Regions from separate parts of the Homo sapiens genome. Here regions 2, 3, 4, 5 and 6 are each linked to region 1. The links are chromatin contacts, found by Hi-C or POLR2A ChIA-PET in ENCODE. All regions are on one chromosome and are shown on one strand. The core of a region is the stretch at or near the end of the contact, and the rest is flanking DNA. Distances in the headings are between cores, read along the strand shown. Region 1 holds the start of YJU2B (YJU2 splicing factor homolog B). Region 2 holds the start of DNAJB1 (DnaJ heat shock protein family (Hsp40) member B1). Region 3 has its middle 11 kb from the start of NFIX. Region 4 holds the start of GIPC1 (GIPC PDZ domain containing family member 1). Region 5 holds the start of ADGRE5 (adhesion G protein-coupled receptor E5). Region 6 overlaps CACNA1A (calcium voltage-gated channel subunit alpha1 A).

Evidence for each region. Hi-C counts contacts between places; a loop is a spot of excess contacts on that map. ChIA-PET counts read pairs that join two places held with the same protein, here RNA polymerase II (POLR2A). Pooled maps may share reads with other maps.
Region 2: a pooled map shows a loop between it and region 1 (13-fold over the local background). The contact joins the promoter of DNAJB1 here to the promoter of YJU2B in region 1. A Hi-C loop is called at or near these places in 4 of 37 single-sample maps with no recorded cell type and 9 of 50 pooled maps. POLR2A ChIA-PET finds 5 or more read pairs at or near these places in 6 of 52 experiments (AG04450, PC-9, Panc1 and 3 more).
Region 3: a loop to region 1 is called in a map of B cell, with 8 times the contacts of the local background. The contact joins the enhancer-like site here to the promoter of YJU2B in region 1. A Hi-C loop is called at or near these places in 3 of 168 maps with a recorded cell type or tissue (B cell, CD4-positive, alpha-beta memory T cell and chondrocyte) and 9 of 50 pooled maps. POLR2A ChIA-PET finds 5 or more read pairs at or near these places in 1 of 52 experiments (activated T-cell).
Region 4: a pooled map shows a loop between it and region 1 (5-fold over the local background). The contact joins the promoter of GIPC1 here to the promoter of YJU2B in region 1. A Hi-C loop is called at or near these places in 6 of 50 pooled maps. POLR2A ChIA-PET finds 5 or more read pairs at or near these places in 3 of 52 experiments (OCI-LY7, Panc1 and activated B cell).
Region 5: a pooled map shows a loop between it and region 1 (4-fold over the local background). The contact joins the promoter of ADGRE5 here to the promoter of YJU2B in region 1. A Hi-C loop is called at or near these places in 3 of 50 pooled maps. POLR2A ChIA-PET finds 5 or more read pairs at or near these places in 4 of 52 experiments (CD4-positive, alpha-beta T cell, HEK293, Panc1 and 1 more).
Region 6: a pooled map shows a loop between it and region 1 (6-fold over the local background). The contact joins the enhancer-like site here to the promoter of YJU2B in region 1. A Hi-C loop is called at or near these places in 1 of 37 single-sample maps with no recorded cell type and 9 of 50 pooled maps. POLR2A ChIA-PET finds 5 or more read pairs at or near these places in 4 of 52 experiments (AG04450, GM10248, GM12878 and 1 more).

The regions. Positions count from the first base shown.
Region 1 is chr19:13,746,240-13,749,659 of GRCh38, reverse strand. It overlaps YJU2B (YJU2 splicing factor homolog B), which reads right to left and starts at 1,765. Exons shown (of 10, transcript NM_030818.4): 1 at 1,706-1,765. RefSeq lists a silencer at 1,475-1,784.
Region 2 is chr19:14,516,462-14,519,881 of GRCh38, reverse strand. DNAJB1 (DnaJ heat shock protein family (Hsp40) member B1) reads left to right here and starts at 1,485. Exons shown (of 3, transcript NM_006145.3): 1 at 1,485-1,743; 2 at 2,836-3,416. The coding sequence starts at 1,533. RefSeq lists an enhancer at 1-191 and silencers at 1,104-1,423, 1,634-2,203.
Region 3 is chr19:12,983,170-12,986,589 of GRCh38, reverse strand. No RefSeq gene overlaps it. Among named protein-coding and RNA genes, the nearest start is that of NFIX, 11 kb to the left of the region's middle. RefSeq lists an enhancer at 1,652-2,177 and a silencer at 2,755-3,004. Within about 2 kb of position 1,774, at least 14 of the 41 ENCODE cell types and tissues checked have a DNase peak (open chromatin) inside an H3K27ac peak, as active enhancers do.
Region 4 is chr19:14,494,580-14,497,999 of GRCh38, reverse strand. It overlaps GIPC1 (GIPC PDZ domain containing family member 1), which reads left to right and starts at 1,873. Exons shown (of 9, transcript NM_005716.4): 1 at 1,873-1,963. RefSeq lists enhancers at 1-351, 1,632-2,558 and silencers at 1,540-1,599, 1,740-1,969.
Region 5 is chr19:14,379,654-14,383,073 of GRCh38, reverse strand. ADGRE5 (adhesion G protein-coupled receptor E5) reads right to left here and starts at 1,630. Exons shown (of 20, transcript NM_078481.4): 1 at 1,529-1,630. The coding sequence starts at 1,550. RefSeq lists a silencer at 142-281.
Region 6 is chr19:13,206,126-13,209,545 of GRCh38, reverse strand. CACNA1A (calcium voltage-gated channel subunit alpha1 A) reads left to right here. Exons shown (of 47, transcript NM_001127222.2): 45 at 48-234; 46 at 537-790; 47 at 1,493-3,104. The coding sequence ends at 2,233. Among named protein-coding and RNA genes, the nearest start is that of IER2, 57 kb to the right of the region's middle. RefSeq lists enhancers at 1-730, 1,037-1,306 and silencers at 717-906, 987-1,036. Within about 2 kb of position 1,250, at least 24 of the 41 ENCODE cell types and tissues checked have a DNase peak (open chromatin) inside an H3K27ac peak, as active enhancers do.

The DNA.
Region 1 (3,420 bases), core at 516-3,015:
CTCCATCTCAAAAAAAAAAAAAAAAAAGAAAGAAGTTCTAGTTTACACTAAAGAGAGACTCTGTGAAGCAGTGAAGGGTATTCTAGAACAGAGATTGGCAAAGTTTCTCTGTCAAGGGCCAGAAAATAAGTATTTCTAGCTTTTTAGGCCAGATTATCTCTGCCCCAACAACTCAACTCTGCTTTCATAGCTAGAAATCAGTCCCAAACAATATATAAATGAACGGGCGTAGCTGCATGCCAATATAAATTTTATTGATGGACACAGAAATTTGAATTTCACATAATCGTCATGTCACAAAGTATTATTCTTTTGATTTTTCCCCAACTACTAGAAAATTTAAAACCATTCTTGGGGGCCGGACTCGGTGGCTCACGCCTGTAATCCCAGCACTTTGGGAGGCTGAGGCAGGTGGATCACTTGAGGTCAGGAGTTCAAGACCGGCCTGGCCAACATGGTGAAACCCTGTCTCTACTAAAAATACAAAAATTGGCCAGGCCTGGTGGCGTACGCCTGTAATCCCAGCTACTGGAGAGGCTGAGGCAGGAGAATCGCTTGAATCTGGGAGGCGGAGGTTGCAGTGAACCGAGATCACGCCACTGCACTCCATCCAAGGTGACAAGAGTGAGATTCTGTCTCCAACAAAAAGAAAGAAAGAAGCTGATGGAAGAGCTTCTGATGGAGTGGGAGTGGTGTAGTGAGGTGGTGAGGCAGTGGTGCAAAGTCCCGGATATAAACTGTTCTACCCTCACCTTAGTCTTGTATCCTCCAACTATAAAGTGTGTCCTTTAGATTGGATTATTCCAAGGTCCCTTCCAACCTAAAAATACTTTTGCCAACAAAATAGCTAAGTGCCCCTTGAGGCGTTAGGGGACACGGCTCCCTGGGCTTGAATCCCAGCTCCACTCCTCATCAGCTGGGTGACCTTGGTCAGTGACTGCGCTTCCCTGGGCTTGTATTTCGTCACCGGTAAAGGGCGAATGACGACGACAAGACTGACTTTCTGGGGATGCTGTGAATCAACTAACCCACGGGAAGAGCCTGCAAAGAGCAAATACTCCGTTTACAGGAGCTCGAGGGTGTGTGTGTGTCTTAAGATGGTTTTGTTACCCCAGTAAATGGCAGACGGGGCTATCGGGTGGGCGTGTAGATATCTCCGGTCCTTGGTGCAAAAGTAATTACCGACCCTGTTTGTCCTGGGCTTACGGCTTGGGCTCGGAGCTCCACCCTGCTGCTTCCTATCTGCTTGACTTGGGGCAAATTGTTTTCTCTCTCTAAGCCTCATTTTCCTTATGTGTAAAAATGGCTGGTTAAGGCATTCAGGGCAGCGCCTGACGCCGAGTTAAACGTTTGGCAGTTTAGTCATTTCTGCTGCTCACGGTTTTACAAGAATCATTTTTATAAAATCTGGTGAGATAGGGACTTATTGGTCCCATTTTCCCGATGCAAAAACCCAGGACCCTTCAGGCATAATATGGATCCGGGCTAGGATGGGACCGGGTCCCGGGCACTTGGGTCAGAGGTCTCAGCTGGGGCCTCAGGGACTTTGGTCCTGGCTGGGACCTGGGCCGGCTCCGGGCATCTAAATCGGGTCCTCAGCTCCGCGTCCCCCGACGCGGAAGGGCGCGCCGGGCAGCTCCGAGGCCAGGGTGAGGCGGCTGCCGGACCCCCGGCCCTCCCCGCTCCTCCGCCCGCCGGCACTTACCTGCCCTCCTCCCGACGTCACGCCCTGACCGTGCCCGGAAGTGCGCGCTGAGAGCGCGGTGAACCTGGGCGCCCTCTCCGCGCCCCCAGGACGCCGGCGTGAGGCGGGGCGAGGCAGCAGCTCCACGCTGATTGGCTGAAGGACGATACGCCAAGCGTTCTGCGACGCCGGAGTGGGCCAATCCAGGAATGCCCCGCCCAACCGCGCTTACGCCAAGAGGCTCCATCCTCTGTCCAGCCCACTACGTGAGGCCCAATCCGAGGCCCGCCTCCTGGCACCGCCCTCCCAGGCGTGCTGTCCTGCGCGCTGCAGCCGGTCAGCGAGGGTGTGGTGGCGGGCCCCTGTAGTCCCAGCTACTTGGGAGGCTGAGGCAAAAGAATTGCTTGAACCCGGGAGGCAGAGGTTGCAAAGAGCCGAGATCGCGCCACTGCACTCCAGCCTGGGCAACAACAGCAAGACTCCGTCTCAAGAAAAATTATTTGCACAGGCAAGGTCTTACTATGTTGCCCCGGCTAGTCTCGAACTCCAGGGCCCAAGCAATCCTCCTGCCTCCCAAAGTGCTGGGATTACAGGCGTGAACCACTGCTCTGTTTTTGCATTTTTAAATAGTTAGGTGGGGGAAAAACTATTTTACGACTTATGAAAATAAAACATTCAAATTTCAGCGTACGTAAATAAAATTTCATTGGAACACAGGGATATGCGCTTTTGTCTGCTGATTGCTTCAAAATAAGGGCACTTGGGGGAACAGCAAATGCAGGGAAGGAGAGGTTTTCTCTGAATTTCTCTTATCTGCCTAAAGACAGAAAGAGGAATGCTTTCCTACGATCTTATTAACTAGGGAAGAGTGAAACCATTCCCAATCATGTATCCTTCTGAGGGCTGCTCTGAGACAACTTTTATTACCTGCAAGACTTTTTTATTTGCTTAACAAGACAGACTTTCTCCATCATACAATTTCTCCCCTTACCCTCCCATAACTTGTGTTACCACCATCCTCCCAGAAGCCCCAAACCCCTATTCTTTTCTTTGATACTTTTTTTTTTTTGAGAGGGAGTCTTGCTCTGTGGTCCAGGCTGGAGTTCAATGGCGTGATCTCAGCTCACTGCGCTCTCCACCTCCCAGGTTCAAGTGATTCTCTTGCCTCAGCCTCCCGAGTAGCTGGGATTACAGGCACCTTCCACCACGCCCGGCTATTTTTTGTATTTTTAGTAGAGATGGGGTTTCACCATGTTGGCCAGACTGGTCTGGAAGTCCCAACCTCAGGTGATCTGCCTGCCTTGGCCTTCCAAAGTGCCTGGATTACAGGCATGAGCCACTGGGCCCAGCCTCTCTGATCCTTTTTGGAGTCTTGTATTTTGTGGGACTCCCCTGCATAGGTACATAATTAAATATGGCTTTTGCCCTGTCTGTTTACATGTCAATTTAATTCGTAGCCCAGCCAAAGAACCTATAAAGGTGAAGGGAAGCCATTTTTCACCTACCTACAAACAGCCGGGCCCATTCATTTATCTATTGTCTATGTCTGCAACAGGGTTGAATTCAGTGGTTGCCACAGAGGAAGAGAGAGCCCAAAGAATCTAAAATATTTACCATCTGGCCTTTTACAGAAGAAGTGGGTGGATACTTCTCTTAGAGCCTTCAGATTAGCCTGGCCCTGCCTTCTGCACAGGTGAATGGCTTTTGAATTTACTTTTTTTTTTTTGAGTCGGAGT
Region 2 (3,420 bases), core at 236-2,735, 770 kb before region 1:
AGCTCTGTCCTTGACAGAGGCACCCCAGACTTTCAGAGCCAAACGCGATCGTGTTGCCTACAATTGAGGAAACAGAGGCCTTGAAAGGTGTGTGACACACCTATGTCCCCCCAAATTATAAAGGTAGTTGGGGAAGAAAAAGAAGCACGTGTGTAAGAACGGGGAATATTTATGAGGTTCTCACTGCGTTCCAGGCACTGGGGACCCAGTGCAGACAGGACCTGGCCCCTGCCCAGGTGGCGATGTCAGACTGGGAGGGAAGACACATTGAAAGCCAAGAGACAAGATAAATTTCAAATTTAGCGGCAAGTGATCTTGAGAGGGCAGTAAAGGGAAGAAGGCGGGACTGGGAGGACCTTGGGAGATGCGCTTCCGTCCAGATCCTCACCTTGCTTTAGGAGGTGAGAACAGAGGCAGTCTTCCGTCCCAAAATCCTTCTCCCCACGGTTGGGAGAATAGCGCTGGTGGGTTTTTTGTTCATTTTACTTTATTTTACTTATTTTATTTATTTATGAGACGGAGTCTCGCTCTGTTGCCGAGGCTGGAGTGCAACGGCCGGATCTCGGCTCACTGCAACCTCCGCCTCCCCGATTCAAGCTATTCTCAGGCCTCAATCTCCTGAGTAGCTGGGATTACAGGTTCGTGCCACCAACGCCCGGGTAATTTTTATATTTTTAGCAGAGATGGGGTTTCACCATGTTGGCCAGGCTGGTCTCGAACTCCTGACCTCAAGTGATCCGCCCGCCTCGGCCTCCCAAAATGCTGGGATTACAGGCGTGAGCCACCGCGCCCGGCCTGTTTGTTAATCTTAAATAGAAACGGAGTCTCCTTATGTTGCCTAGGCTGGTCTCCAACTCCTAGGCTCAAGAGATCCTCCTGTCTTGGCCTCAGGAAGTGATGGGATTACAGGCATGAGGCTCCGCGCCCGGCCTGATAGGTTCTCTTATTGCCATGTTGTAGATAGAAGGGGGCCCCTGGGTTAGGCAGACACAGGTTAGGTAGTTCGTCCGGCGTCACCGGGCGGGAGCCCACCGCAGGCCCCACGAGACAAGGGCGAGCAGGTTCATCGCCTCCCGGGGAAAGGACTGGGTAGTCCCAGGCCCCACCCCTTCCTGGAACAGCAAGTTCGCTGTGGGTCCCGACCTACTGACCCAGGCGGAGGGCGGGACGCAGGGTAGCTGGGGCCGCGTAGAGAGGGAAAGAAGGTCGCGATTGGCTCGTCCCGAAAGGTGGGCGGGGCCTCCTCCGACCTGTGCGCGCGCGCCGCGGGGAGGTGTTGCCGAGGGCGGAGCGGGAGGGGGCGTGGCCCCGCGCGGGCGGCCGTTGACGGCGAGGCCCCGCCCCGGATGTCGCGTGTCGCTGAAAGGGCGGCGGCGATTGGCCGGCGCCGCGGGGGCGGGCGGGGCGGAAGGTTCTGGAGGGGGCTGGCGGGCTCTGGAAGCTTCCGCCGGACGGGTATATAGAGTCCGGGACTGGTCGGCGGCGGAGCCGGGGGACGGCGACAGCGGGTCGGCGGGCCGCAGGAGGGGGTCATGGGTAAAGACTACTACCAGACGTTGGGCCTGGCCCGCGGCGCGTCGGACGAGGAGATCAAGCGGGCCTACCGCCGCCAGGCGCTGCGCTACCACCCGGACAAGAACAAGGAGCCCGGCGCCGAGGAGAAGTTCAAGGAGATCGCTGAGGCCTACGACGTGCTCAGCGACCCGCGCAAGCGCGAGATCTTCGACCGCTACGGGGAGGAAGGTGTGTGCTCGCGGCCAGGGGCGCGGCCCCGCCTTTTGACAGACAGGGAAACTGAGGCACGCTGGCCCCTCTCGGCGGCCCCCCGGGAAGGACGCCCCGGGCCGTGGGGCCGAGCTGCCCCGCCCTCCGGCCTCGCGGGCCTCCGCCCTCGGATTGGCGGCCGCGCGGTGGGAGGAGGAGCCTTGGCCCAGCCGCTCGGCCAGAAGCTTCTAGCATGTCTGGGGCTGCCCCTCCCCGGGCGCCTCCTCCCGCGGCCCCGAGCAGCCCCGGGGTGCGGTGCATGGGGGTGGGGGAGCCGGGGGTGACGACGGGGACGGCGCGGCGGAGCCCGCTGCGGACCCGGGCTCACCTGGGCTCGGCCGCCGGGGTCCGCGGGGCGGCGCCTCCGGCTCAGCTGCGGGGCGAGGGGTTGTGAATGCAGGAGCCGACCCCGTTCGTGGGCTTGGGGGCTGGGTTGGGATAATTCCCGGGAAGTGATGACCTGGCCCCGGCAGGGCACGCAGGAGGCAGCGGCCGCCCAGGTCCGGAGAGCGGGGCCGCCTCGGAGGGTAAGGAGAGCAGGGCTTTTTGTTCCTGTGCCCGTTGATGATTCAGGCTGGCTTCTGGGCTTGATCTGGAGCTGACTTTTTGTGCAAGGATGGTGGCAGTGAATGCTAATGTGTGAGGATTTAAAAACTCCCTATTTATTTTTGTTTTTTTTTTTCTTCTCTTCCTACGCACCATTAGCCCTAAAACGTTGAGAGTAAACACTTACCGAAAGCCGACCCTGGACCATGTGTCTTTAGCCATCTCTTGGTGATGTTGCCAGGAGGATGGGTCAGTCCAGGAGTGGCAGGGCCTAGGTGGCACCTGGAGGTGAACACCTAACCGCATGAGTCCTTTTCCACTGTCAGGCTACGCGGAAATACTGTTGGTAGGGGGGCGTCTCTGCTGTTGGCAGTGAGAGGTAGAAACTTGGGGTTCTTCCTTGCTCTCCCCTGACAGACAAAAAAGTTCCTCCCCCATGGCTTCCAAGCTGTTTCCCCCTGTAAGGGAAGCTCGAGAGAGAGTCTGCTGTTCAGCCATCTGACTGCTTCTAAATCTGCTTTTCAGGCCTAAAGGGGAGTGGCCCCAGTGGCGGTAGCGGCGGTGGTGCCAATGGTACCTCTTTCAGCTACACATTCCATGGAGACCCTCATGCCATGTTTGCTGAGTTCTTCGGTGGCAGAAATCCCTTTGACACCTTTTTTGGGCAGCGGAACGGGGAGGAAGGCATGGACATTGATGACCCATTCTCTGGCTTCCCTATGGGCATGGGTGGCTTCACCAACGTGAACTTTGGCCGCTCCCGCTCTGCCCAAGAGCCCGCCCGAAAGAAGCAAGATCCCCCAGTCACCCACGACCTTCGAGTCTCCCTTGAAGAGATCTACAGCGGCTGTACCAAGAAGATGAAAATCTCCCACAAGCGGCTAAACCCCGACGGAAAGAGCATTCGAAACGAAGACAAAATATTGACCATCGAAGTGAAGAAGGGGTGGAAAGAAGGAACCAAAATCACTTTCCCCAAGGAAGGAGACCAGACCTCCAACAACATTCCAGCTGATATCGTCTTTGTTTTAAAGGACAAGCCCCACAATATCTTTAAGAGAGATGGCTCTGATGTCATTTATCCTGCCAGGATCAGCCTCCGGGAGGTAA
Region 3 (3,420 bases), core at 525-3,024, 760 kb after region 1:
TTGAGACCAGCTTAGCCAACATGGCAAAACCCCATCTCTACTAAAAATACAAAAATTAGCAGGGCATGGTGGCGCACACCTGCAATCCCAGCTATTTGGGAGGCTGAGGCAGGAGAATCACTTGAACCTGGGAGGCGGAGATTGCAGTGAGCTGAGATCGTGCCACTGCACTCCAGCCTGGGTGACAGAGTGAGACTCTGTCTTGAAAAAAAATAAAAAAGAAACAAAAAGTCACACAAAGATATCTAGATCGTGCACACACACAGGGAAACACAGACACACACTCACACTTGCCTAGGCAGCACAGCCTGGCCAGGGCCTCCTGTGGCCGTCGCTCATCTGGAGACGAAAGGGAAGGAGCTGGGGAAACGTTTCATTTGCAGCGGGCCAGCCGGAGACCCACCCGCCCTGGAAACCTGGCCCTGGCTCGTGAAAGGAGCCTCTGTGCGCTGCCGCTGGGGCCGCCAGCAATGCTCAGCCGTCCCAGGGTGTGGGTATCAGAGGGGCTGAGTCGGCCACACTGAGTTCCTGGCCAAGCCACGTATGCTGGGAACCTGGGGCCTCCAGGGCCACCCAGCCAGAGGCCAGAGTCCCCTAGACCAGAGAAGCACATCCCGCCCCACCCCCTGCTGGTCCCAGCTGCATCTAGAGGCCACTCCTCCAAACCCAGCCTATGGAGGGGAAGATGGAGGGAGGAGGTTCTGTGCCCCAGCTGGCATCAGATCTCCAGGTGTCCCAGTCTCAGGCTGACGTGCGGCCCCTGGCGAGGCAGCTGCCAATCCCATGCCAGGAGCCCCCTCACTCCAGCACCCAGCTCTCCCTGTGCAGCCTGGAAGTGAGGGTAGGACAGTCATAGCCCTTTGGTTCAGATCATCAAACACAATCACTGTCACACCTTCAACCACACAAAGATCCACGCATTCACTGCCACAGTGTCACCTGCACAGCAACACCATCACACCCTCAGCCACGCTGTCACATGAAGAACTACGGTCACACCCTTGACAATTCTGGTGACACACACCTCAGCTGCACGGTCTCACACATCCTCCCAGGAACCCCGACACTCTGACCCTCACACCACATCAACGTCACACTGGCCAGCAGAGGCACACTGATATACTCAGTCCGCATGTCCCTGCAGCTGTGCTAGCCACGTGGCCACACGGAGTCACCGCCCCACCCAGTCACAAGGAGGAAAAGCAGCTCTGACCACTGCCTCCCCAGGGTGCAGACCGCAGCTGTCCCTTGATCAAGGTTTGAACCAACCCAGTTATTCCAATAGCACAATAACACACCCTTGTTGTCACTGTGTCACAGAGCAGGCAGCCAGTAGGTACAGACCACTGGTCACAGTCACTCGAATAGCACACACTCACAGTCTCCCTGTTGCAGGTGACAGGTACACAGCTCACTCACGCTGCCACACAACGCCCACAGTCCCCAGACCAAGGAGCTACAATGCAACCGTGGGTGACAGCCTCACCACGATTACAAGGACAACCTGTCACACAACAGTCACTCTCCCAGTGCCTGTCACAACATTGAGACAGCCCCTTAGCCGTCCACACAAGCAGCCAGGCATGCTGACTGGGCCCCCACGATTGTCCCTAGGACACCCCCGCCCCCGAGTCTTGGAAACAGGGACAGACACACGCCGACACCCCCCCTCCCCTTTGCAGTCAGTACAGGAAGAGCAGGGAGGGGGACTAATGGACACGCAGCTGTTGGCAGTGGGTGCCAGCCCCCCCACCTCATGAATATTCATCAGCTGGGGCTCTCCTGAACCTGTGGGGAGTCGGAGGTCCCAGGCAGCTGGTCACCCCCTTCCGTGCCAGGAGGCCCCCAGGTGGGGGAGGGAGACTTGGCCAGGTCCCCGAAGTCCTCAGAACCCACACCCAGTTCCACACAGAAGCACACGTGAGTTTGTGAACACAGGCCCCGTGACACGCAAACAACATTCACACAAACTCACAATCACACCCAACAACACAGCCATCCACCATCACAGACACACATACACCCATACACACACTCACCAGGCATGCAAACACAGCCACACACACCACATCCAAACCATAGACACCCACCACACACACACACACACACACCAGACATGCAAACATGGTGCACAGTCACATGAACTCACAACCATACGACCACACCCAAACCACAGACACCCATCATACACATACACACACCAGACATTCAGACATGGGGTTCAGTTACATGAACTCACAACCACACCCAAATTATAGACACCCACCACACACACACACACACACACACACCCCAGACATGCAAACATGGGACACATAGTTCCCCGAACCCACAACCACACCCAAACCACAGACACCCACTATACACACCACACACCAGACAGGCAAACATGGGGTGCACAATCACAGGACCACAAACACACGGACACATTATCACACACAAATGATACCGGCTAATACCATCACACACAAGTGTGCAAATACAAACACACACACTTCCAAACACATGGGCCCCAAGTCACCCCCAAATTACAACCAACCACTTCTCAACTTCTCATAAAACACCCACACAAGCGCGCAAACATGGACCCACAAATTCGCACACACATATACCCACTGACTCATGCAAACTCAGACACACAACCATCCCCAAGGAGCACCGCCGCCTTCTTCCCCTTTCTCCCTTCCTCCTTCTGTCTCTTTCACACTCCGATCTAGCTTTGCCCATCGCCCCCGTTTTACAGATGGGGAAACTGAGGCACTAAGCAGCTGAAGGCCCCTTGAAGTGGGGAAGACCGCCCCTTCTGACTCCGGGCAGAGGCTACTGCCGCGCGCCCCCTGCTGGCCTGGCCCCTCCCTGCAAGAGCGCGCGGGACGGCGGCGCGCGCGACGGGCACGCGCCTGACGTAACCATGGCATCCTCTTGGCACGCGCGGCCCGCGCGCAGGGAGGGCGGGGCGGGCGCGTTGCCATGGCGCCGGCGGCCCGCGTGAATGGGGCATTGTTCGCCGCGGCGCCCGGGCCGGGCCGTCCCGGACCCACCCGGACCCACCCGGGCCGACAGAGACGGGGAGACCGGGATGGGGAGAGACAGAGAAATGGGGAGGGAAAAAGACAGGAGAGACAGGGAGAGACCAGAGATGAGAGAGACCAGAGATGAGAGAGACGGAGATGGGGAGAGACAGAGAAATGGGGAGAGAAAAAAGAGAGACAGGGAGAGACCAGAGATGGGAGACCCAGAGATGCGGAGAGAGATGGGAAGAGATAGGGAGACCTGGTGGGGAGAGACAGAAATGGGGAGAGATGAAGACACTGGGAGGGCCGGAGAAAGCTGGAGAGATTGAGAGACAGAAGGATGGGGAAAGAAACAGATGAGAGGCCGAGCGCAGTGTAATCCCAGCACTTTAGGAGGCCGAGGCGG
Region 4 (3,420 bases), core at 624-3,123, 750 kb before region 1:
AGGTTGCAGTGAGCTGAGATCCTGCCACTGCATTCCAGCCTGGCCAACGGAGCTAGACACTGTCTCAAAAAAAAAAAAAAAAAAATTCAGAAAGGAGGTGCCCAGTGCTGCTCTGTGTCTTGAGCAATCCCACAATCCCATCACCCCTTCTCCGGGCACTTCCTCATCAGGAAACAGGAGCCAGTTGGAGTCTGGCTCAGGACTCTGCAGCCTCAGTCATGCTGTCCCCTGGGCTCAGCATCCCGTCCTCTCCAAGTGTGCAGGGGGCAGCTTAGATGCCAGGCTCAAGCAGGGCAGGCAGCACAGTCCCACAGAGGGTACTGGCCAGCCCAGGCAACTGATTGCTCAGTGGGATGGCAGAGGTCAGCAGAACAGGAAGGGACGGACAATAGCTGTGCCTGTTGCCTGGCCTGCCACAGCAATCTCGGTGTTTGCCAGCTGGGTGGGGCTGGCTAGGCAATCCTCAGCAGCAAAGCTCAAGGTTCCATCTCCCATTTTAGTTTGCCCCTCTGCAGGTCCTGGTGGGACTGATATGCACAACATCTCACCCTGGGAACTGCAAAGAACCAGTCTTTCTATGGAGCTTGAGCAGGGTCTCAGCACTTAGAGGCTTCCAGGAACTACAGTTCCCAGAACACACAGCATTCAGCCCCAGTTGCTGTCCAAGTGGCTGGGTTTGAACTAGAACAAGGAAATCTCACTTGTCCCGGGAACTGAGCGTCCTGGCCTGGTCCAGGTGCATTTGTGACTCTTGTTTCTTGGATCTGTGTCCACCTGATAAATCCCCCTTCCTTATAAACTACATGGTCTATTTGTCCACACAGGTTTGCTGAGAACCTGCCGTGTGGCAGCCTGAGGTGGGAGTGAGGGGTTGACAAGAGAGACTCAGCCTCCACCCTCACAGTCAGATGGAGGAGACAGATCTATGAAAGGCTGGCTGGGTACCTTCTGTGACCTAGCACATAAACAAACCAACAAGCAGATAAACTATCTCACCCTTGTCTTTCATTGCATCTTGCCTTTCCACACTGATTTACTAGCTCCCACGATATTGCAGTATCCTAAAGCGTGCTGTATCTCTCTGTCCGGCTTTTGCACGCTCTGTTACCTCTACCAGGAGCACATTCAGCTTATTCACTGACGCGTCTTCAGAGGTAGGACAGAGTCTGGCACGGAGCAGTCTGGCACATTAAATATTTGATGAGTGAGTGAACGAATGAATGAATGAATGCCTTTGTCCATTGTACAGCCCAGGAAGCAGGGAAACTCGGGACCCTCCCTATTCATCTCGATCCCCCGCCCGCCCCCAGAGATTGAATGCATCTTTTTATCCGCTCCGAGGATGGCCAGGCTGGGGCAGAGGAGGCCGGGCAGGGAACTGGGTTGGGGACTGCCATTGACCCCCACCCAGGTCTCCTAAACTGTCCGCTTTCCTGGACGTCGGAAGTTCGAATCCTTTCCCCGAAACCTGGCCTAGGTCACCTGACTCCCCCGCCCCTCACCACCCAGGGCACCCGAGACTGACACTCAGCCGACAGCACGTGGTTCAGGGGCCCCAGCTTCCTTCCCATTGGCCGCTTGTCTCCTTCCTCCCTCGCGATTGGCCGGGGCCCAGCTGCAGCTCCCCCCCCTCCTCAGCCCTCCGGTGGTACAGCCAGCCGCGGCTTAGGCGGGGCGGAACGGTCCACTGCTTCGCGGCGAGGGGAGGAGTCGGGAAGAGCCGGGCGAGGCGGAGGGATCCCTCTGGAATGTTTCCGTCGGGTCCACCCGAAGCGGAAGACGCGGATTGGCTGCGAGCACCGAGAGGCAGCCGCTGATTGGCCGGCCGCGGGCGTCGGCCCCGCCCCCCAGGCGCCGCTGCGGGAGAGGCCCGGTCTGGAGTTTGCGGAGGGCCGAGCCGGGTGCGCACGGGGAGGCGGAGGCAGCGGCGGCGGCGGCGGCGGCGGCGGCGGCGGCGGAGCAGGTGAGTGGCCTCTGCGAGAAGGATGTGTCTGCTCCGGGGGCCTCGGGGGTCGCGGGCCTGCGAGGATCCGGCCGATCCTGCAGGGTGGGGCCGGCGCCGTGGACGCGACTGGAGGTCTAGGCTGCGCGCGGGGATGCCGGAGGCCCCTTCCCAGGGGAAGCGGGGGTGGGGGGTGGTGGGGGCAGCTCCCTTCCTGCTGGCGGGCAGGGGACAAACGCCTCCCAACGCTGGGCTGGGGTTTCTGGGCTTGCCCCTCCCCCCGTCCCCCGGCTGGACTGTCCCCATCCCAGCGTGGACAGGCGCGGGGTCAGTGTTTCTGACCCTTTCCTGGGCACTTCCCCTGAGCTAACCGCGTCTGAACCCTCCAGGGCCTTGGGGGGGACGCAGTGAGGACCACGGTCTGAATAATAATCGTCATGAAAAACTCCACCTCAGCTAGCATTTATTGGAGAGCTTCCGTGTCAGGCATTTACCATGAGGATAATTGACTCTAAACACCTCATGGGAGGTGCTGTGCCTTCTTGTAAAAAAGGTGAGGCAGCCTACCCAGAGAGGTGGAGTGACTTGCCCAAGGTCACACAGCTAGTAACTGGCACATCTGGGACTGGAACTCATGCCCCAGGGTCCAGAACTGGAGTCACACCCACTAGACTGGATACCAATAACTCCACGGCTCAGTTGTTGCTGAGTAGCTCCGGCCCCCTACCCCTCCCACCCCCTACCCCGTACTCATCATCAGGGCCACACCTGCTGGTCTTTTGCTTTACCAGCCACTCAAACAGGAAGCTGCCCTCCTTTCCCTTCTCCCCAGAGCTGGAGAGGGCAGGTCTAACTACCTGGGTCCAGAGAAGAGAGTGGCGTCTGCAGGGGGCCAGGATGCTGGGGTCTGGGCCCACTGGGTTCCCCCCTGGCAACCTGGGCCGAGGCTGGGAAGTAGGCGTTCTCCCCGGAAACACCCAGGAGCCGGTTTTTCAAGAGTGAATCAGAGGCCTCTTTCCCTCCTTCTCTCCAAAGCAACACTGTGCTGGAACGGGGAGCCTGGGCGTGGTTTCCCCCTTCCCCTAGCTTCTGTGTGCTCCCAGGAACCCCCTTCCCCTCCTCCTGCTGGCCACACTGCTTCTGTGTGGCCGTGGGGTTGCTAAGTTTCAGGCCCTTCCCAGGATGAGGGGGTGAGGATGCTGAAATTCCAGCCCAAACACTCAATATCCGGGCTGAAGTGGCTCTTCATCTCTGTGTTCAGGTGTGAGGGGAGCCAGGGAAAGTGGGGAGCCTAGGACAGTTGGCAACCGCACAGCAGGCATGTTTAGGGGGCTGTTTCAAGGATGGGGAGCACAGAGAGCAATCAGAACGAGGACCTGAGACACATTCATTCACTCAGTCTACAAATATTTAGTGAGCACCTGCTACGTGCATGTGCTAGGCACTGTTCTTGGCACAGAAAATGCAACAGTGAACAA
Region 5 (3,420 bases), core at 381-2,880, 630 kb before region 1:
ACACCACCAAGCCCGACTAATTAAAAAAAATTTTTTTTGGCTGGGCGCGGTGGCTCATGCCTGTAATCCCAGCACTTTGGGAGGCGGAGGCGGGTGAATCACCTGAGGTCAGGAGTTTGAGACCAGCCTGGCCATCATGGTGAAACCCCGTCTCTACTAAAAATACAAACACAAAAACTAAAACAAAAAACTAGCCGGGCATGGTGGCAGGCACCTATAATCCCAGCTACTCGGGGTGGATGGGGGCGAGGCAGGAGAATCGCTTGAACCCAGGAGGCGGAGGTTGCAGTGAGCCGAGATTGCACCATTGCACTCCAGCCTGAGCGACAAGAGCGAGACTTTGTCTCAAAAAAAAAAAAAAAAATTTGTTTTTGGTAGAGACAACGTCTCGATGTGTTGCCCAGGCTAGTCTCCAGTCCCTGGGCTCAAGAGATCCACCTGCCTCGGCCTCTCAAAGTGCTGGGATTGCAGGTGTGAGCCACTGTGCCCAGCCAACACTTTTAAAATGCTGTTTACCTAATTCTTACTGTGAACCAGGAATAGTTTGTGTCCTAACTCACTCATCCCTTAAAACAATCTAAGACGGAGACGGGTTGTGCTCCATTTTATAGATGAGAAAAGTGAGGCGCAGAGGCTCTCTGACTTGGCCCTGGTGACACAGACAGCCAGGGCGTGGAACCCTTGGGAAGCCAGGTCTTGGCAACTGCCCCCAACAAGTGTGCCCCCAAGAAACCCAAGGTGGGCTCTTGTCTCTCACTCTCAAGCCAAGGCGGGGTGCTGAGCTGACACCTGCCACTTGGGGCTGGCCCAGGGAAGCTGTGTCCCTGTGGTCCAGGAAGTTCTGGTTTTTGCCCCAAATGTCATTTCTTCACTCTCTTTGTTGCCCCGTTGCTTAGGCAACGAGCTACCCTGATAACCGTTACAGTCACCTTGGGTGGGGCGGGAAAGGGAGTCCCAGGAAGTCACAACAAAAATCAAATTCAAACCCAGAACCAGGCAAAGTCCCTTCGATCCGCAGCTGAGCCCCAGCCAGGTCTGCGGGGAGCAAGAACTGGGGTCTCTGGGGGCTGCCCCTGCTGCTGAGACTGCGAGGGACAAATTGGGGGTACCTTGCAGTGGAGAAGTCCTGGCTTCTAGCTTCCCCACCCCCGCCCATGTCCTTCTATGCGTTATATTAAGCACAGCGGCTCTCAGGGTCCCAGCACTCACTTTTTGCCCCTTTCCTTCCCCCGTGCCTCAGTTTCCCCTCTTAGGGAGCAGATGCCAGACTGGCTCCAGTAGAAAGCTTGAGGATCCCTCCAGGCAGGGTAGCAGGCTCCAAGAGCACCCTGGAGTTCCTGCCGGGGTGTGGGGGTGCCCAAGCACCACCAGCCCCTCTCGCCGTGTGCCCGTGAGTGCCTGCTTGACCATGTGGCTTCCTCTATCGCAGGCCCCACAGACACCAGCGGCGCCTCCCGTTTCTCAGACGCAGCCAAGGGGTCCCGCTGGAGCTTCCTCGCCCCTCCCAGCGGGGCCCCAAAGTACTTACCGAGAAAGACGCGGCCTCCCATGGTTGGAGCTGCCGGCAGGAGCGGCAGGGGAAAGAGTGAGTGGGACAGGGCTGTCCCGTCTCCACAGGCTAGGCAGCTGTGCAGGCTGTCCCGAGGCCAGGACTTTATGAAGGAGGGGGGGCGGACAGCCGCTGGCCCAGGGCCCTCCCCGGAACTGGCGGTGCAGCTGGAAGCCAGCAGGAAAGTGCAATAAAAACACAGACCCAGGGGCGCTGCATACACACACACACACACACACACACACACACACACACACACGTGCACTCAGTAAGAATGAAGTGCAACCTGCTTTCAAAAACCCTCTGCTAGAGTTTCCACCATGTGGCTCTGACGAACCCTTTGGCCTCTGTGTTGGGGCTGGCTGCTCTGAGGGGAAGGTGTGGCAGCCGGGCGGGGCGGTCTTGCCTGGGGCCACTTGGCTCTTCCCTGGGCAGGCGCAAAGGGGTCTTGTCAGAAATAGCTCTGGACGCCCACGCTGGTGGGACTCGCCCTGTGCCCAGAGCTTTGGCATGCCAGAGTTGGCAGAGCCTGCGTCCCAGCTGGCAGAACGTTTCCCTGCCATTTTCCAGATGAGGAAACAGGTCGGGTGCAGAGGCTCGCACCTGTGATCTCAGCACTCTGGGAGGCCGAGGCAGGAGGATCGCTTGAGCTCAGGAGTTTGACACCAGCCTGGGCAACATGGCGAAACTCTTGTTTCTACAAAATAAATAAATAAATAATCCAGGCTGGTGGCAGACATCTGTAGTCCCAGCTACTACTACTCAGGAGGCTGAGGCGGGGAGAATCACCCGAGCTGGGGAGTTTGAGGCTGCAGTGAGCTATGATGGTGCCACTGCACTCCAGCTTGGGTGATAGAGTGAGATCCTGTGTCAAAAACAAAAAGAAAGAAAGAAAACTGAGGCATTACAGTGTCCACATAAAAGCCCAGGGAGGGAGAAGGGGCCCTCTTCCGATGCCAGGCAGGTGCCAAGAAGAGAAGCTTCACCGCACAGAGCAGACCTCCTGGATCTTTCTGATCTTTCTAAGCCAGTTTCCCCCTGTGGGAAACTTATATTTCAGAGGCCTCTTCGTTAATCAACAGAGAATCATGTGATAGGAGGGTTCTTTCCTTTCTGGATAAATCACATGATTAGCTTGTCTCTTGAGCTACCTCATAATTTTTTAAAACGCTATTTTTTGGCTGGGTGCGGTGGCTCACACCTGTAATCCCAGCACTTTGGGAGTCTGAGGTGGGTGGATCACCTGAGGTCGGGAGTTCGAGACTCAGCCTGACCAACATGGAGAAACCCTGTCTCTACTAAAAATACAAAATTAGCCGGGTGTGGCGGCACATGCCTGTAATCCCAGCTACTTGGGAGGCTGAGGCAGGAGGACTGATAGAACCCAGGAGGCGGAGGTTGTGGTGAGCTGAGATTGTGCCCTTGCACTCAAGCCTGGGCAACAAGAGTGAAACTGTCTAAAAACAAACAAACAAACGCTATATATATTTTTAAGAGATCTTACTCTGTCACCCAGGCTGGAGTGCAGTGGCACCATCACAGCTCACTGCAGCCTCAAACTCCAGGGCTCAAAGGATCCTCCTGCCTCAGCCTCCTGAGGAGCTGGGACTGCAGCTGTGCACCATCACGCCTGGCTAGTTTTTTCTTAAGTTTTTTTTTTTTTTTTTTTAAGACAAGCTCTCGCTATGCTGCCAAGAAAATGCTATTATTTATAGAGCACTTAGTCTGCACCAGGCCTGGTCATAAGTTTGTTTTTTTTTTAATCTATTTTAACTCATTTACTCCTCAAAACATCTGCAATGATGTTGTCATTCCCATTTGACAGAGGAGGAAACTGAGGCACAAGTGACCTACCCAGCTGAGAAGATCCA
Region 6 (3,420 bases), core at 1-2,500, 540 kb after region 1:
TGGTGCTAGCTGCTGACCCCAGCCCACCGGCCTGTCCCCTCCCCCAGACCATCTCAGACACCAGCCCCATGAAGCGTTCAGCCTCCGTGCTGGGCCCCAAGGCCCGACGCCTGGACGATTACTCGCTGGAGCGGGTCCCGCCCGAGGAGAACCAGCGGCACCACCAGCGGCGCCGCGACCGCAGCCACCGCGCCTCTGAGCGCTCCCTGGGCCGCTACACCGATGTGGACACAGGTGGGCAGCCCTGTGGTGCTCAGGGACAAGCAGAACAGAGGAGAGGAGAGGGGAGGAGAAGGCAGGGCGGAGGAGACACTAAGGAAGAAGAAAGGGAGAGGCCTCCATGGAGAGGGGACAGAGGGGGCCAGGCAGCAGCTGCAGGAACCTGGGTACTACCCCCTCCCCCCAACCCACTGACCTGCCTCGGTTCAGGGGATCTCTAGGGCCCCCACACCTTCCAGGTGGCCTCCTGTGTGTGCATCTGCCCCACCTCTCCCTCACGACCACCTGTGTGTCTGTCTGACCCTCACCCGGCCCAGGCTTGGGGACAGACCTGAGCATGACCACCCAATCCGGGGACCTGCCGTCGAAGGAGCGGGACCAGGAGCGGGGCCGGCCCAAGGATCGGAAGCATCGACAGCACCACCACCACCACCACCACCACCACCATCCCCCGCCCCCCGACAAGGACCGCTATGCCCAGGAACGGCCGGACCACGGCCGGGCACGGGCTCGGGACCAGCGCTGGTCCCGCTCGCCCAGCGAGGGCCGAGAGCACATGGCGCACCGGCAGGTGGGTGCGGCTGCAAGTGACCCCAGGCTGGGCTCGGCCGGGAGGCGGGGAGGAGAGAAGGGGATACCCCATCCAACAGCCACTCTAGGCAAAGGTCCCCGGATCCCGGCTGTGACCACCTCCCATCCTGCCCCCAAGCCACCGGGGTGCCCGGCGGCCGGAGCGGACACGGATCCCCACCACACCAGCTGCCTATGCTGTCCCCCCAGCCCCCTTGCCCACCCGCCGCCCCCTCCCCGCCGCCCGCAGCTGCTTGCTCCTCGGTTGTGGATCATATTTGAGTTCTGGGCCGTGCCGCCCGACCTTTCACTTTCCTTTAACCCGGCTTCTGTTTTTGTTTCAATTATGATTTCTGTCCTCTGGACGCCTGTGAGTAATTTTTGAAACTTCTGCTATTTTTAACCCCGAAACTTACAAAACTCCATTTCTCATTTCTCTTTTCACTTTGTTGTGTTGGTTTTCGACTCCTCCCCTCCCTGTCTCACTCCCCCTCCTCCCCTCCCTCCTCCCTGTGGCTGTTGCTTTTTTCCATTCAATGTCCTGTGTCCCCCCTCTCCTCCTCCTCCTCCTCCTCCCCCTCCCCCTCCTCCCTCTCCTCCCGGCCCCTCTCCCTTCGCTCCCCTCTCTTCCTCCCAATCCCGTGTCTCCTTTGATTTTGTTGTATCTTTTTTTTTGATTTCCTTTGTTTCAATTTTCGTGTAGGGCAGTAGTTCCGTAAGTGGAAGCCCAGCCCCCTCAACATCTGGTACCAGCACTCCGCGGCGGGGCCGCCGCCAGCTCCCCCAGACCCCCTCCACCCCCCGGCCACACGTGTCCTATTCCCCTGTGATCCGTAAGGCCGGCGGCTCGGGGCCCCCGCAGCAGCAGCAGCAGCAGCAGCAGCAGCAGCAGCAGCAGGCGGTGGCCAGGCCGGGCCGGGCGGCCACCAGCGGCCCTCGGAGGTACCCAGGCCCCACGGCCGAGCCTCTGGCCGGAGATCGGCCGCCCACGGGGGGCCACAGCAGCGGCCGCTCGCCCAGGATGGAGAGGCGGGTCCCAGGCCCGGCCCGGAGCGAGTCCCCCAGGGCCTGTCGACACGGCGGGGCCCGGTGGCCGGCATCTGGCCCGCACGTGTCCGAGGGGCCCCCGGGTCCCCGGCACCATGGCTACTACCGGGGCTCCGACTACGACGAGGCCGATGGCCCGGGCAGCGGGGGCGGCGAGGAGGCCATGGCCGGGGCCTACGACGCGCCACCCCCCGTACGACACGCGTCCTCGGGCGCCACCGGGCGCTCGCCCAGGACTCCCCGGGCCTCGGGCCCGGCCTGCGCCTCGCCTTCTCGGCACGGCCGGCGACTCCCCAACGGCTACTACCCGGCGCACGGACTGGCCAGGCCCCGCGGGCCGGGCTCCAGGAAGGGCCTGCACGAACCCTACAGCGAGAGTGACGATGATTGGTGCTAAGCCCGGGCGAGGTGGCGCCCGCCCGGCCCCCCACGCACCCCACGCACACACCCCACCCGAGGAGCCGCGCAGAGGCCGCGGGGGCCCAGCACAGAGGGCCCGGGAGAGGGCCAGCCGGGAGACCCCAGACTCTGGAGAGGCCAGGGCTGGGCCACAAGGGTGTCCCGCAGAGACCCTCGGCCAAAAGAGACCCTCCTGGGCAGCCACGGCGCCCCCCAACCAGCCCCGATCCCCCCACCCACGACAGGGGCTCTCGGGTGGGAGGCAGGGAGCAGACAAACCACACAGCCAAGGGATTTGAATTAACTCAGCCATTTTTGGAGAACTTTGGGGAACATGAAAAAAAAAAAAAAAAAAAAAAAAAAAAACATTTTTAAAAGAAAAAACGGGGAGAAAAAAATAGCTTCTATTGATGAGTTTTATCATCTCAATTGAATCTTTCCTTTCCCTGATGAAGACAGCTGGTGGCCGAGTGCGGCAAAGAAGCCAGAAGGAACCAGAATCCCAGTGCCCTACACCCACCACCAGACACACTCACACCCACACACGTTCTCAGACACACACAAGAGTGCTTGCCGGTTATACCAAACCCTACTATTACTGCCTGCAGAAATCAATTTAAAAAAATAATAATAACAATAAACAATTTTAAAAAGGACAAAAAAATTAATGATTGAGAAAAGAGGCATTTTTTTCTGACATTTGGTCCTGCTTGAAACAACAAAAGAAGAAGAAAAACCCACCATCACCACCGATTCCTTTGCTTCTTTTTTCCTTTTTTCCTACCTTGTTTGAAAACCGTGGGCTTGGGACTGTGAATTATTGCATGACATTCAAAAAGAAAAAAAAAATAAAAAAAAGTTGAATCAAAGGGCTTTTGGATAGGAGTGGTCTTTGTCCCTTGGCTAGGTGCTGCCTGGGTGGGTCTCTCTTGGGGAATCATACAAAGAGGCACTTCTTTGTTAGCTCCTAGAAGCACTGTTTGAAAGCGACAAGGAGGCCGGGCATCATGCACGCCTGTAATCCCAGCACTTTGGGAGGCTAAGGCAGATGGATCACTTGAGGTCAGGAGTTCGAGACCAGCCCGACCAACATGGCAAAACCTCATCTCTACTAAAAATACAAAAAAAATTAGCCATGCGTGGTTGCACAAACTGTAATCCCAGCTACTCCGGAGGCTGAGGCAT